Linked DNA regions of Homo sapiens: regions 2 and 3 are each linked to region 1. Evidence: chromatin contacts called from ENCODE Hi-C or POLR2A ChIA-PET data. All regions are on one chromosome and are shown on one strand. Each heading gives the region's core, a stretch centred on a gene start or an enhancer-like site at or near the end of the contact. The rest is flanking DNA. Distances are from core to core; before and after follow the strand shown.

What was found. A loop is a pair of places that touch in the nucleus more often than their neighbours do. ChIA-PET counts read pairs that join two places held with the same protein, here RNA polymerase II (POLR2A). Pooled maps may share reads with other maps.
Region 2: a loop to region 1 is called in a map with no recorded cell type, with 2.4 times the contacts of the local background. The contact joins the promoter of FBXL5 here to the promoter of LINC02498 in region 1. A Hi-C loop is called at or near these places in 1 of 37 single-sample maps with no recorded cell type and 2 of 50 pooled maps. POLR2A ChIA-PET finds 5 or more read pairs at or near these places in 1 of 52 experiments (activated T-cell).
Region 3: a loop to region 1 is called in a map with no recorded cell type, with 4 times the contacts of the local background. The contact joins the enhancer-like site here to the promoter of LINC02498 in region 1. A Hi-C loop is called at or near these places in 2 of 37 single-sample maps with no recorded cell type and 2 of 50 pooled maps.

Annotation. Positions count from the first base shown.
Region 1 is chr4:10,735,073-10,739,893 of GRCh38, reverse strand. It overlaps LINC02498 (long intergenic non-protein coding RNA 2498), which reads right to left and starts at 2,303. Exons shown (of 4, transcript XR_925377.3): 1 at 2,117-2,303; 2 at 1,345-1,788.
Region 2 is chr4:15,652,876-15,657,696 of GRCh38, reverse strand. FBXL5 (F-box and leucine rich repeat protein 5) reads left to right here and starts at 2,340. Exons shown (of 11, transcript NM_012161.4): 1 at 2,340-2,493. The coding sequence starts at 2,410. It also overlaps a transcript of FAM200B not described here. RefSeq lists an enhancer at 1,816-1,935 and silencers at 2,236-2,345, 2,270-2,447, 2,586-2,655, 2,686-2,905.
Region 3 is chr4:14,167,304-14,172,124 of GRCh38, reverse strand. The region is part of intron 1 of LOC124900670 (a long non-coding RNA gene); the gene reads right to left. Among named protein-coding and RNA genes, the nearest start is that of LINC01085, 58 kb to the right of the region's middle. RefSeq lists enhancers at 1-370, 1,429-2,000. Within about 2 kb of position 2,449, at least 4 of the 41 ENCODE cell types and tissues checked have a DNase peak (open chromatin) inside an H3K27ac peak, as active enhancers do.

The DNA of each region.
Region 1 (4,821 bases), core at 1,054-3,553:
TCTTTATTTTACAGGCATACATTGGGCACTTATTGTTATTAGTCAGTCCCTCTATTAGTAGGGATATGATAGTCAATAATGTAAACACCTGGCCTCCATTAGCTTACAGTTAAATGGAGACAGACTGACAAGTGACCCTAATAACACTTCAGTGGGATGAACTCTTTCACGCAGTCAGCACATGGTGCTGTGGGGACATGAAGGAGTGATGTCTGAAGGATACTTGGTGGATGGATAGGAATTAAACAGTCAAGGAAGGGAGGAGGAACAGAATGCAGAGAGAATAGGGTGCATCATGATGTGCAGAAGTAAAAGGAAAGTCAAAATCTGATTAATCTGAAAAGTTGTCTGTATTAGTCCATTTTCATACTGCTATAAAGTCTATTTTCACACTGGGTAATTTATGAAGAAAAGAGATTTAATAGTTCCACAGGCTTACCATAGTTCCACAGGCTTATCAGGAAGCATAACTGAGAAGCCTCAGGAAGATTACAATCACGGCAGAAGGTGAAGGGGAAGCAAACACATCTCCCATGGTGGAGCAGGAGAGAGAGCAAGGGGGGATGTGCCACACTTTTAAACTAGCTCATGAGAACTCACTCACTATCATGATAACAGCATGGGGGAAATCCACCCCCTTGATCCAATCACCTCCCACCAGGTCCCTCCCCTGGCATGTGGGGATTACAATTCGACCTGAGATTTGTGTGGGAACACAAAACCACACCGTATCAGTGTGTGTAGGACCAAGTTAAATTTTTGCTTCATCTCACTATGGGCTTGCTTCTCAACAAGAGACATAAATGTAATGTAACTGGAACTCCACCCAGAGCACCTACAATCCAAACATAAACATGCAGTGTGGTTTAATTCACATTCCCGGAAATAGGAGAATGCTGATGTCATGCAAAACATTCAAACATCAACACAGACTTGAGTATATTGTCAGGTTATATGATAAACACAAACCCGGGAGGTTGTTTGGCAATATGTGGAAAACAAATTACTGTTAACAGAGCCAACTGGTGGAAAAAGGCAAAAATAAACAAACAAACAAACAAAAAATAGATACCAGGAAACAAAGCAGGAAAGTCAGCCCAGCACTAGTATTGTATTATGTATTCCTTATTACTGCTTGGAGAATTTGTGTTTTCATGTAATATATTGCTATCCCAGGTGAAAACAACTGAGAATGTCAGTTGTTATCCAAGTAGGATTAAGAATCTGGTTTCTACACTGAAGTGTCGATCTAGCACGTTTTTCTCTTTGGATTCGGTCTTCTAAACACAGCCTATTAAAAGATGATTTAATTGGCATTTTGTTAGAAGGTTAATGAAAACTTACCAAAAATAGCTTGTGAAGGAAGTAGATAGGAACACAAAGGAAAAATACATTCTAATAGCACAAATTATTTTCTTTCGTTCAGGCTTCTTTTCGGAGGCAGTTTTAAAAATACTGGGTCAATAACTTAGCCTTTGGCAGTCTTGCCTCTCCAGTGGCCTCCATTATTGCTTGAGGGTTCTCTCTAACTCCTGCTCCATTCTTCTGCTTACATATTGTTGGCTAAAAGGCTTTTTTATTCACCCAACAAATCCTATTGATGGTGCGTTGCATATTTATCCTTGCCACACACAACTGCGGTTTGATTCTTTTCTGTTTGCCACTTTCCCAAGAAATTACATTTTCATGTGCATCCTTTGAGAACTGTTTATAAATCCTACTTCTGAGAGGTTTTGCTACAGTTGACTTTTATTCTTTTCCCAAACACAAAGCTCCTCATTGTCTATCCTGTGCAGAGAAACAAAGGTAAAATATACATGTAGTGCTCACCTCCAAAGAATTCATTGTCTGGTGGGAAAATGAGATAAATAGAAAATTATAATAAAATCAGATATGTGAAATGTTAATGATACAGAGTCAAAGATAAAGAAAAAGTAACACAGGCTGAGAGAAGGGCGAGGGGGAGTTCTCAATTCACAATTCACACTACCCAAAACACAGATGGTTTTATGTCATGAAAAGGAATCAATCCTGTGAGTTAACTCAACTTACCTAATGAACTCCCCATTCAACTCCCCATTTGAATACTATCTTTGCATTGTAATTGTATACTTACTTTTATCTTGAAGCCACCAAGAAGCCATTAAAAATTTAAAATAAGAGTCTACTTATTTTGACTTCCACCTCTTTCTCTAGCTGGATTTCTCTTCCTGCTCTACCTTGGATTCTTCTATTCACATGAGCCTTGCTCCTTCACTAAACCGCAAACCCGCACTTCTCTCTCTGAAGCAAGTGGAGCAAGTAAGGAGGCTACCAAAGTCTGACTCACAGAGAACAAGAGGTCAGCACACATCATAATCACCATCATTGTCACCGTAGCAACCATCACGTTGGTTGAGCATTTAGTAAAGATGTGTAGTGGGTGGTATGTGCATTTCACCAATATCCTTAAGAAAGCTTTATGTCACCTCTATTAAGTTGGAATTATTCTCTTTGTTTTGTAGATGATGAATTAGGTGCTCAGAGAGTTCCTGACACTTGCCAAGGTCGTTCGGCTGGGCAATACCTGAACCATTTGGACATAGGCTGGGGACGTGGGCCAGATGCTGTATTAATCAAAACTGGAGCTCACAAGATTTGCCTGATAGTGAACCTAGGACTGTCATTTTGGAACTGCTTAAATCCCACTTTTCTGTTTCAATTCCAAAAGCCCTGGCTATGAGAATGAGGGAGAGGCCAAGAGCACAGAGCAGGCAAAGCTGGCAAGACAACCGCAGGTTCTCCCCCTGCCACTGGAGGGGCTCTTCTGCCCTTGCTGCTCACCAGTCTCTACTCTCATCTTGTTGAATCGGCTGCTCAGTCTCCTGTGGCACAGCCATATGTATTCAAACTCATGTAGGCACAAAGGGCCTGGTGGGGATTGAAACTCAGGTCTCTGAAGTGGCATAATGTGTGCCCCTTTGCTCTGCTAAGGTTACAGGTAATGTATTAGCTGCAAGTTCTGAGTGTCAATTCAGCTTTTTTCTGGCTACCCAACCTTCTGCCAGGTGCTGGACAATTGCTCTCATGATGGTCCAGTACTGCTCTAAGCCTGAGTCTCCTTCCTGTCCCCTGTGCTCCAAGATTGATAACTAGATTGCTGCCCCAACCCTTGGATTCAAGCCTCTTTTAATAACCCATTACTCCCATGATCCCCAATCTTTCAAAGACTGAGCCCCCAACTTTCCTTCTTGGCTATCCTTCTATCCTCAAATAGAAGCTTCCGCAAAAGCCAAACATGTAGCTTGAGCCCAGCTCCTTGATGAAAGAGCTGAGGCTGCTAACTTGCCACCCACTAATTTCTAAGCCTGTCCTCCCTCATGTTCTTGTTATTCTGTCTTTCCTGTCTGCCAAGCCTTATTTTATAATCTCACATTTCACCCTGATGCTAATAAATAGGACAAAGACCAGGAACCCCATAACTGGCAGAATAAGATCTCAACTGTTTAACATAGAGAAGGTGTGCTCATGATGACATAGACCCCAGCAACCTCTTCAGCCTCACTCTTCCCGTCACAGGCTATGCCGACCTGAAATGACCCTGGCCCACAAAACAGCTTGAATTTTCATGGATGCACCATGCTGTTCATACCACTGCCCATTTTTATTTATTGAGATTTTTTTAAAGCATTATCGAGGCCTAATTTGTATACAATAAACTGCCCATATTTAATGTATACAATGTGATGATTTTGGACATACCTGTGAAGCCATCACCACAATATTAAGGCAATGGCTGGGTGCGGTGGCTCACACCTGTAATCCCAGCACTTTGGGAGGCTGAGGCAGGCAGATCACTTGAAGTCAGGAGTTTGAGACCAGCCTGGCCAACATGGTGAAACCCCATCTCCACTAAAAATACAAAAATTAGCCGGGCATGGTGGTGAGTACCTGTAATCCCAGCTACTTGGGAGGCTGAGGAAGGAGAATTGCTTGAACCCAGAAGGCGGAGTTTGTAGTGAGCTGAGATCATGCCACTGCACTCCAGCCTGGGTGACAGAGCGAGACTCTGTCTCAAAACAAACAAACAATAACAAGAAAAAAAAAACACCAATATTAAGGCAATAAACATATCCTGCACCTCTAAATTTTTCTTGTGTTCTTTTTGTTTTATTTGCTTATTTGTTTATTTGGTAAGAAAACTTGACATTAATTTTTTAAATTCGTACTAGAGTATTGATGACTATAGGCACTATGCTGTACAAAAAAATCTCTAGAACTTATTAGTCTTGCATATATGAAAACTTATACAATTTTGTTCTACTTTTTAAACTTATTCATCCTTCAAATCTAGAGCTTAGTTCACCTCCCCTAGGAAGGTAAAATGTACCTTTCTCCTTGAGAAATGATCTACGTGTGTGTGTCTACTATTTACTGAAAGTCTGCACTATCTCTGCTTCTTTCATGAATTTCTGTCTTTGCATTTGCATGCTCCCAGAGTTCTATCCAATGGGTACCTTGGCAGGAAAGTGAGCTGAAATCCATTTGACTAGTTAGCTAGCTTATTCCAGGGCTATAAAACAACAGTCCCAGGGGCCTGTATGGTTGTCAGACATTTCTAATAGATCATAGTTCTCTTTCCTACTGAGCCAGCCCAGGATCTCAGAACTCTTTGTAAAGTTATGCTGCAGGCAACCACCACCAATCAATGTGAAATGGAATATGAACTTATTTTCATCAAAAGATTCCATGAAAACAGTGAGAAGGCAAGTCCCATCTTGGGAGAAGATATTTTCAATGGACATAACAAAGCATTAGCATCCTGATCTTACATAGAATGCC
Region 2 (4,821 bases), core at 1,091-3,590, 4.9 Mb before region 1:
CTAATGTTAATAGCTTTCCATGGGAAAAATTACTCACAGGGATTATTTTTAAAATCACTTTCTTTCATTTTGTCATCTAAAACAAATTCCTTGAAATGGCCAGTGTCCAAAGTGGCTGTTACTACTTTTCAGCTGATTATAGAGCTTCAAATCTGGGTTACAGTGAAACTGTGTGGATGGACTTTTTTTGTTGTTGTTGCCAAATACCTTTTTAATGTGTCTGGTTCTACAGATGGATACACTAGTGAACAGCACAGACACAAACAGTTGATTGGACAAGACAACATAGCATATTAAACATTAGTAAAAATGAGGAAATTACACAGTGCTATGAACTACCCTCATTCTTTTTTCCAACATATTTACTGAATACTCACTTTATGACAGACATCATTCTAAGTGCTGAGGATAAAACAAAGTGCATGTTCTCATGGAGCTCATTTCTCTATATAACTGGTTCACCTGAGGTCTGATTCTGCATTCCAAGATAGCTGGAGTGAAAGATTAGTATGAGGTAAAGAAATAGAGGGTAAATAAGAAAATGCTCTCTGGAGGTTATTAAAAAATATAGAGGCAAAGTCCTGGCAAAAGAACGAGAAACGGGGTGAAAGGGAGAAGGAGGAAGAGAGAAATTAATCTTTATCAAATATTTTATTATTATTCTATTTCTTAAGCCTTATTCCTGCTTCTTAAGACAGACTGTGAATAAGCCATCTCTGTATCCCAACTAATGCAATGACTCTGGGGGTACTGTCAGATCCAGATTTATATGACAGATTTTTGACTTACTAATTTGTGGGACCCTAGGCAACTACTAGAATGTCTTGAAGACTTAATTTCCTGCAGCACTACCTCATAGAGTTGCTTTAAAAAAGTATTACTAGCTTACAGACGGTACTGTTATAAGTGCTTCAAATATATAAATCCTCATAAAGATTCTGAGGTAGGTATTATTAGCTTCATTTCATGTCAGAGCAAACTGAGGCATAAAGAAGTCATATAGCTTGTTAACGGTTGTATAGCTAGTGTCTGGCAAAACCAGGAATCTTAACTTCCAGAGTCTGTGGTTTAACCACTGTTCACACTGTCTATAATAGCATATAGTAATATAAGATTAGAACTAAATAGGGTGCATTCCACTGCAAAGTTCTTTCTCACCTTCTTCTACTCCATTATTTGTTGACTATTTACTGATCCCCATGTTGTCTTGCAACTGTGATAGATAATAGAGAACAAGGGTGAACACAGCATATCTGGTTCTTGCCCTCCTGGAGGTTCTGGCCATTAAGCAAATAACAATTCCTCCCAAGGTTCTCAGGCTTCCCTGTTTTCTCCTATTTCTCTATCTGTCCAGCAGTACTCCAGCCAACCAATCTAAGACTGACCGGCGTGAGCAGAGAACAGAGTCTCCAGGAGGTCTGTGGCCAGGGCCAGGCGATTTATGGGAAAGAGGCAGACATTTTCCTGGGTTAGTGACCTTGTTTTCTCTCCGAACCTCCGCTTAAAATGGCGGGATTTGTACCAAGGTTCTTTCCCGCACCAACCTTCCATTATTCACCCTTCTCCCCACCCCCAAGGCCCGTCGGGCCTATCCCTGACCCGCGTTCCTGCACTTGAGGTGCATTTCCGCACCTGGATCCCCAGATACTGTTTTTCCCCCACGTTGAGTCTCCCGAATTTCACGAGAACTCTCTCTCGCGGTCTCTGCCCCGCCCCTCGCACCCAGGCCCCGCGCCCGCTGTGGGCTGCCGCCCGGGACCGAAGCTCTCAGAGCCCGCAGCTCTGGTTCACCAACCGCTGGGTGGGAGCCAGGCCCGGCCTTTGAGTGGCGGCCGGGGTGGTCTGCGCTCGGCCCCAGGAAAAATCTGGCACGGGCCAATCGCAGGGAGGCGAAGGGCAGCTCCGGAGGTCCTGGCCAGAAGCATTGGTCACCCAGGCCAAGCAGGCGTCGGGGCGTGGGCACAAGCAGAGCTCGCGGCCCTGACCGCGGCCATTGTGCTTGGCTGCCTCTCCTCAAGGCCGTGGTGGGCAGGGCAGCAACGGGAGAAGCGCCGAGAGCGCCACTGCAACGACTTTCCCCTACCCTCAGCTACTGTGCTTTCATGTAGTGAAAGAAACAGGGAAAAGGTTTGGGTTCCTTCTGCGGCTTATGAAGACGACAAAAAACGAAAAGAGTGGGGGCGGGAGGCAGAAGCCGCGAGCCTCTGCGCGCGCCCGGTCACGTGGGCCGCAGGGATCGCATGGCGGCGGCCTGCGCGCCCCCGCGTCCCCGCCGGCCAAGCCGACCGGGCGCGCGCGCCGACGGGGCGGGCGCATGCGCAAGGGGGCGCGCCGCCTCTGCCCCGCGGCGAGGGTGTCTATGGAGAGGCGGCGGCCGCGGCTGCTGAGGCGGAGGCTGAGGCAGTGGCGATGGCGCCCTTTCCTGAAGAAGTGGACGTCTTCACCGCCCCACACTGGCGGATGAAGCAGCTGGTGGGGCTCTACTGCGACAAGGTAACGGAGCGCTGAGCCTCCCGCTGTGGGCGGTGCGGGCGGCGATGGGGAGCGGGCTGGGTTCTTGGGGCGGCCTGGCCTGCGCCGCGCCCGCAGCCCCGTGCCGTCGCCGCGCGAGTAGCCGCCTGCGCAGCTGTCAGCGCCGCCCGCTCCCGCAGCCTGCCCGCCCGCTGCGAGGCCTTCGCAGAGCCGGCCTGGCCGCCGCCTCGGACGTGCTCTCGGGGCGGGCGGCGTCCCCTGCCGAGGGCCTGGCGGCTGAGGAGGGGCGCTACCGGCGTCACTGGCCGCCCTCGGGCCGGCCCCACCGCCGCGCTGGGACTCCCGCTGCTGCCTCTAAGGAGAGCGGCCCTACCTCCTCGAAGCCCTGGGTGCCCCGGCCGGCCACCTGCGGTGGACTCCCATCTGCACCGAGTAGTTGTTCCCGTCCCCCGTCACTCCCCCGGGCCTGTTCGGGGCTCTCCGTGCAGACACCCACCCATCCTCTGCACCTCTCGCTGGCTTCCTGGCTGGAACTGCAGCGTCTCCCAGCTACCCGGTTCCTTTTACCCCCGGCTTTCTTCACTGGTTTGATTTGGGAGAAAAGCCAAGTTTAGAACTGAAGAACCTTCACTCTTCATGTGTCGTTATCGTTTTCCTTGCAACTTTTATTGCCCTGAACACTTACTGGATGTAGATTTTGTTATAAGACAGCAATTCTCTCTTGGATTTCTTTATATGAGCTCGAATAAAGGGGGCCTCAGGAAAAGTTGGTTTAACTGTGAGAACCATTTTGGGCCCATAATTGGTGCAGCATAAGCTGAAGAGGCACTTTTGTGGAGATGGTTCAGGGCCCTTTGCTAGTGATTTTAAAACAATATTAACATTCCACGTATTTGTCAGTTTATGTTGGGGAAAGTCATGGATATCTGCAAACCTCAGGCAGTCCCGTTTCTTGTGGAAATGATCCAACTAAATAAAGCATTCAAATGACTACTGTTTAAGCATAGAAATCAACTTTTAGGAATTCTCAGAAATTGCATAGCATTATGCAGAACCATTGTCTACAGAAAAGAGGGGTGTTTCATAGCTCAGCCAGGCGATTGGAGGATGCCCAGGGTATTCACTGTTAGGCCACACTCAAGACCAGCAATTTAAAGCAGTGACGTTGAATTTCAAATCTTAGCACTCCATCTTCTCCCTCCCTCCATTCTGAAAATTTAGAAACACCCAGTTCACATGAGTTGGAAACACCAGGACTGTCTAGGACAATGGTTTGCAACCTTGGTTGCTTATTAGCCTTAAACTAAAAACTATTAGAAGTCCTGATGTCTAGGTCACTAAAATTAGGATTTCACCCAGACATCAGGTATAAATGATTAAAGCTCTCCATTTGAGTGCAGTATGCAGCTGAGGGTGAGAACCACTCATCTAGGAGAAGCATGAGGAATGGTTAAGCCATTAAGCAAGAGGGTATATCCCTGAATTTTTTACTTAGCAGTATTATAGTGTTTTTATCCTCTCTGGCTTTTGAATATCGTTCATTCAGACACCATTCTTTAATAGCAGGAAAGAAAAAAAAAATGGTCTCAAAAATCGAAAGTGGAAGTGAAGACTAACAGAATCCAAGGTTTTCTCTCCACTTTAGACTGTGGAGAGGTAGCCTAGGATCACCTGAAATTATATGGAAAATTTTGTGCGTGTGTCCATTTTCCTAGGGTGTTTGTAGCTTTCATCGATTTCCAGATGATTGTGACCTCCCAAAATAAAGAATCACAATTTAATTTACTTGCAGACTAAGGCTAAGCAGCCTTATTTTAAAATTTTCAAGAAGTTAGTCGCTCTTTTTCTGTCTCTTCCTGGTGGTTGAGAGTATTTGAACAAATTTTGAAAATGCAGTTGCTTTTTTACAAGATATCTGAGCCAAGAGTCTTTTCAGTAATGTTCCCACTTGCATAACTAGTTTAATAAAGCATTTTCAATTTGACATGGTGTAAGTCAAAATTATTACTAATTCTGAATTAATTAGATATAGTTAATGAGATTGTTGTATACGTTTATCACGAAGATTAAAAGTCCAATTTTCTGAACTGAAACTGAGGCGATTTAGGGAAAAAAAAATGCATAGGAATTTTACATCTGGATTTCTTCTTGATACTGATAGCCAATGGAAATCTCTCTTAGGATGTCCTTTGGGAGCTAGAGTGGAAAATAAGTATTTTGTAATGGTTCAGTAATCTTAAAGGAATTAAAGGAAGAGTACCTTGTTTGTTTTTATCCATTTATCATCTCACGTTTTGCCATCCTTTGGTTGTATAGACCAAGGATATCCAACCAAACAGTTTACAATAA
Region 3 (4,821 bases), core at 1,200-3,699, 3.4 Mb before region 1:
ACTCTTGCAAAAGGACTACGCGTCAATATCTATACTGATTCTAAATATGCCTTTCATATTCTGCACCACCATGCGGTCGTATGAGCTGAAAGAGGTTTTCTCACTACAAAAGGGTCCTCCATCATTAATGCCTCTTTAATAAAAACTCTACTCAAGCCCGCTTTACTTACAAAGGAAGCTGGGGTCATTCACTGCAAGGGGCGTCAAAAGGCGTCAGATCCCATTGCTCTAGGCAACGCTTATGCTGATAAGGTGGCTAGACAAGCAGCTAGCTCTCCAACTTCTGTCCCTCACGGCCAGTTTTTCTCCTTCACATCGGTCACTCCCACCTACTCCCCTGCTGAAACTTCCACCTATCAATCTCTTCCCACACAAGGCAAATGGTTCTTAGACCAAGGAAAATATCTCCTTCCAGCCTCACAGGCCCATTCTATTCTGTCGTCATTTCATTACCTCTTCCATGTAGGTTACAAGCCACTAGCCCGTCTCTTAGAACCTCTCATTTCCTTTCCATCATGGAAATCTATCCTCAAGGAGATCACTTCTCAGTGTGCCATCTGCTATTCTACTACCCCTCAGGGATTGTTCGGGCCTCCTCCCTTTCCTACACATCAGCTCTGGGATTTGCCCCTGCCCAGGACTGGCAAATTGACTTTACTCACATGCCTCGAGTCAGAAAACTAAAATATCTCTTAGTCTGGGTAGATACTTTCACTGGATGGGTAGAGGCCTTTCCTACAGGGTCTGAGAAGGCCACCACAGTCATTTCTTCCCTTCTGTCAGACATATTTCCTCAGTTTAGCCTTTCCACCTCTATACAGTCTGATAACAGACCAGCCTTTATTAGTCAAATCAGCCAAGCAGTTTTTCAGGCTCTTAGTATTCAGTGAAACCTTTATATCTCTTACAGTCCTCAGTCTTCAGGAAAAGTAGAACAGACTAATGGTCTCTTAAAAACACACCTCACCAAGGTCAGCCACCAACTTAAAAAGGACTGGACAATACTTTTACCACTTTCCCTTCTCAGAATTCAGGCCTGTCCTCGGAATGCTACAAGGTACAGCCCATTTGAGCTCCTGTATAGATGCTCCTTTTTATTAGGCCCCAGTCTCATTCCAGACACCAGACCAACTTAGACTGTGCCCCAAAAAATTTGTCATCCCTACTATCTTCTGTCCAGTCATACTCCTATTCACCGTTCTCAACTACTCATACATGCCCTGCTCTTGTTTACACTGCCGGTTTACACTGTTTCTCCAAGCCATCACAGCTGATATCTCCTGGTGCTATCCCCAAACTGCCACTCTAAACTCTTGAAGTAAATAATCTTTGCTGGCAGGACTACGCTGAATCTCCTTAGGCACTCTCTAATCAGATGTCCTGGGTCCTCCAATTCTTAGACCTTTTATACCTGTTTTTCTCCTTCTCTTATTCCATTTTTTAGTTTTTCAATTCATACAAAACCGTATCCAGGCCATCACCAATAATTCTACACGGCAAATGTTTCTTCTAACAATCCCACAATATCACCCCTCACCACAAAATCTTCCTTCAGCTTAATCTCTCCCACTCTAGGTTCCCACGCCACCCCTAACCCCGCTCAAAGCAGCCCTGAGAAACATCGCCCATTCTCTCTCTCCATACCATCCCCCCAAAATTTTCGCCACCCCCCACACTTCAACACTATTTTGTTTTATTTTTCTTATTAATATAAGAAGGCAGGAATGTCAGGCCTCTGAGCCCAAGCCAAGCCATCGCATCCCCTGTGACTTGCACGTATATGCCCAGATGGCCTGAAGTAACTGAAGAATCACAAAAGAAGTGAAATTGCCCTGCCCCGCCTTAACTGATGACATTCCACCACAAAAGAAGTGTAAATGGCCGGTCCTTGCCTTAAGTGATGACATTACCTTGTCAAAGTCTTTTTCCTGGCTCATCCTGACTCAAAAAGCTCCCCCACTGAGCACCTTGTGACCCCCTACTCCTGCCCACCAGAGAACAAACCCCTTTTGACTGTAATTTTCCTTTACCTGCCCAAATCTTATAAAACGGCCCCACCCCTATCTCCCTTCGCTGACTGTCTTTTCGGATTCAGCCCACCTGCACCCAGGTGAAATAAACAGCTTTATTGCTCACACAAAGCCTGTTTGGTGGTCTCTTCACATGGACGCCCCTGAAACATTTATCTCATCATTTGTTACCGAGCAACAATTCAAAACAACAATGCAGTGTCTGAAAGGAATAATTCATGGGGCTTTAAAACAATGAGAGAAGAAAAAAGGAGAATACAGTACATAGAATACAAGATGTATTGTTCTGAGGCAAGTCTTGGATATCATCTATTTCTACATTAGGTGTGTCTCAAGAGTCCAAAGCTTCTTGCTAATCTGATGACTCCCCACAACATCCTGGTATTATCATTCCATTTTTTTGAAACCTGAGCAAACTGAACCACAGAAAAATTGAGTGAATTGAGAAGGTCACGTGGAAGTCAAGCCCAGAATAGAACTGATGTCTGCTGGTTTCCCATCCAGTCATGACCCTTCCCAATACACATTATTTGAAGCAGTCTGGTCAGCAGTGGCTAACGGCTTTAATATTTTTGAACCATTAATTTTTTTTTTCTGAGTAACATTCCTGGCAAGCTTGCTTATTTTCCAGGGTGAGAGATATGTCTGAAAATAAAGTTAATGGACAATGTTGATTGTCACCCTAAAAAAAATAGCCTTAAAGCAGTGAATGGATTTTAACTTAAAATGTGGATTTTTAGGTTGCATTTAAATTTATATAAATGTCATACTAATATCGTGCATCTTGAAAAATAGAAAGGTTGAATGAAAAATATTGAATATCAAGGTAAGAGTTTTTGAAAAGGTTACAAAACCTGGATTCAGAATAACAGCAAGGCCTTTGGCAATGAGCTTGAATTCTTGCCAGGAAATGTAGTTCATCTTGGCATCCTGCCCTGACCTCACAATCCTGGGCATTGGCTTATATCTCGTGCTTCAGCCAACTCATTTCCTCCAGCCGAATCGATGACTTTCTAATAGCTGAGCATCCTGCTCTGAATCACTTGCAAACCACTAAGATACACTTTCTCTGTTTATTTTCTGACTTGAGACAGAGAACAGCAAGGTCAGTTGATTCTTTCAATGATTGCTCTTAAAATAAAAACTTTCACTGCAGTCGTTTGAACTTTTGAAAACCAATGTCCAATAATACAGCCATTTCAGCAAATTCAGTTGCTCATGATTTCATAGTTTTTCTATAGCTTTATCATCTCTATCTCTATGTATATCAATACATATATTAATGCATCAGTAATTAGTTAATGGGTATGTACTTTTATGTCTGTCAACCATAGTGCCTTATGCCACATAAATACTCAATGGATGCTAAAAAAAAAAAATGCATATAAAGGTAATAAATTGTTCTTTTGCAATTAGAGAGTTATTTTCATGCCAGCTGGAATGTTCATATTAAAATCAGAATAATCATGTATTTATCATTTGATGGGAAGAAGAAAAGTTTCACTAATTGGAAAGGAGCTTGTCTGAAAGCTGTGGAAGACAACATTGAATGGGCTTGTTAGGCACAGAACATAATCTTGATGTTGTAAGAGAATACGAGCAAAAGAATGGAGAGAAAACAAGTCACCATGTGAAAGTTTTAGTGTAAAATTGCAGTAGGAAATAAATTCACTGCTCACAATCTTCTTGATAGCCAACATTTTCATAAGCTTTTCCACCGTCATCGTCAACGTCATCACCATCTTACGACTATAGGTCAAAGAAAACTAGCCAAACTGGCAATCAACAAGTCAGGAAATTGGAACATCAATGTTATTATCAGTTAGCATTAGTAGGATTTCGTAGTTGATGTGTGTTTAAGACCACTTTTACATCAACTGAGACAAGACTGCTTACCTTCTCAGGATTTTAAATATCATAAAGTATGTGGCAAATAATCTGCCTTTGGGCACTTTATTTTCAGATTTACTTAGTCATCATGTACTTTGTGTGAATGTGATGAATTCGAAGACATGAACGAAAGGCTAGATTAAACTGCTGACTAACCATGAAGAAAATGGTCAAAGTATGTAGTAAAACCAGTTTATCTCTCTATTTTAAAGCCATGTTATCTTTAACTTAGTTGCTGTTGGAAAAACAAGATGCTTTTTTCAGATGCCAGTCCCTGTAAAACAGTGACTGGAATAACCTGAGATTTTTTTTTTTTTTTTTTCAAACTCTAAATTCTGTCTCAAATGTTAGTTGCTAGTTGTGAAGGAAATCATTAAAGGCCAATTATCATTAAAACAGTCTCTGAAATTAGATATCTGATGAAGGGAGAATTGTTCTCTCTTCTCTTAAAGGCCAATGCTTGGACAGGCATTTTCTCTGGTTAGAAAATCCCATTTGTGTTCAGTTACTTTTCAATTTCTGCCTGTTTCTTAGGAAAACAGTGAAAGACAATTTCAAAAAAAAGAATCCGTGGAGAAGAGAAGGCAATAAGATTGATAAAATTGATAAGCTCTTAACATCGGGGTGAATCTATAGACTCTTGATGGCTACTGTAAAAGGAAATTCCATTTAAATTTGGGAAAGGGTATGAAGCATTTTTCTTTTACCATTTTTTTAAATGGGGCACAATTTACATATAATAAAAAGCAGATTTTATGTGCATTTTGATGAGCTTTAACAAATGCATAATAAATTTGTGCATCCAAACCCTCAAGTAACAGAATATTTTCGTCATCCTATAGAGGTCCCTTCTAGTACCTCATTCTGGTCAATTCTCTAGGGTCATGCCCTAGAGACGATT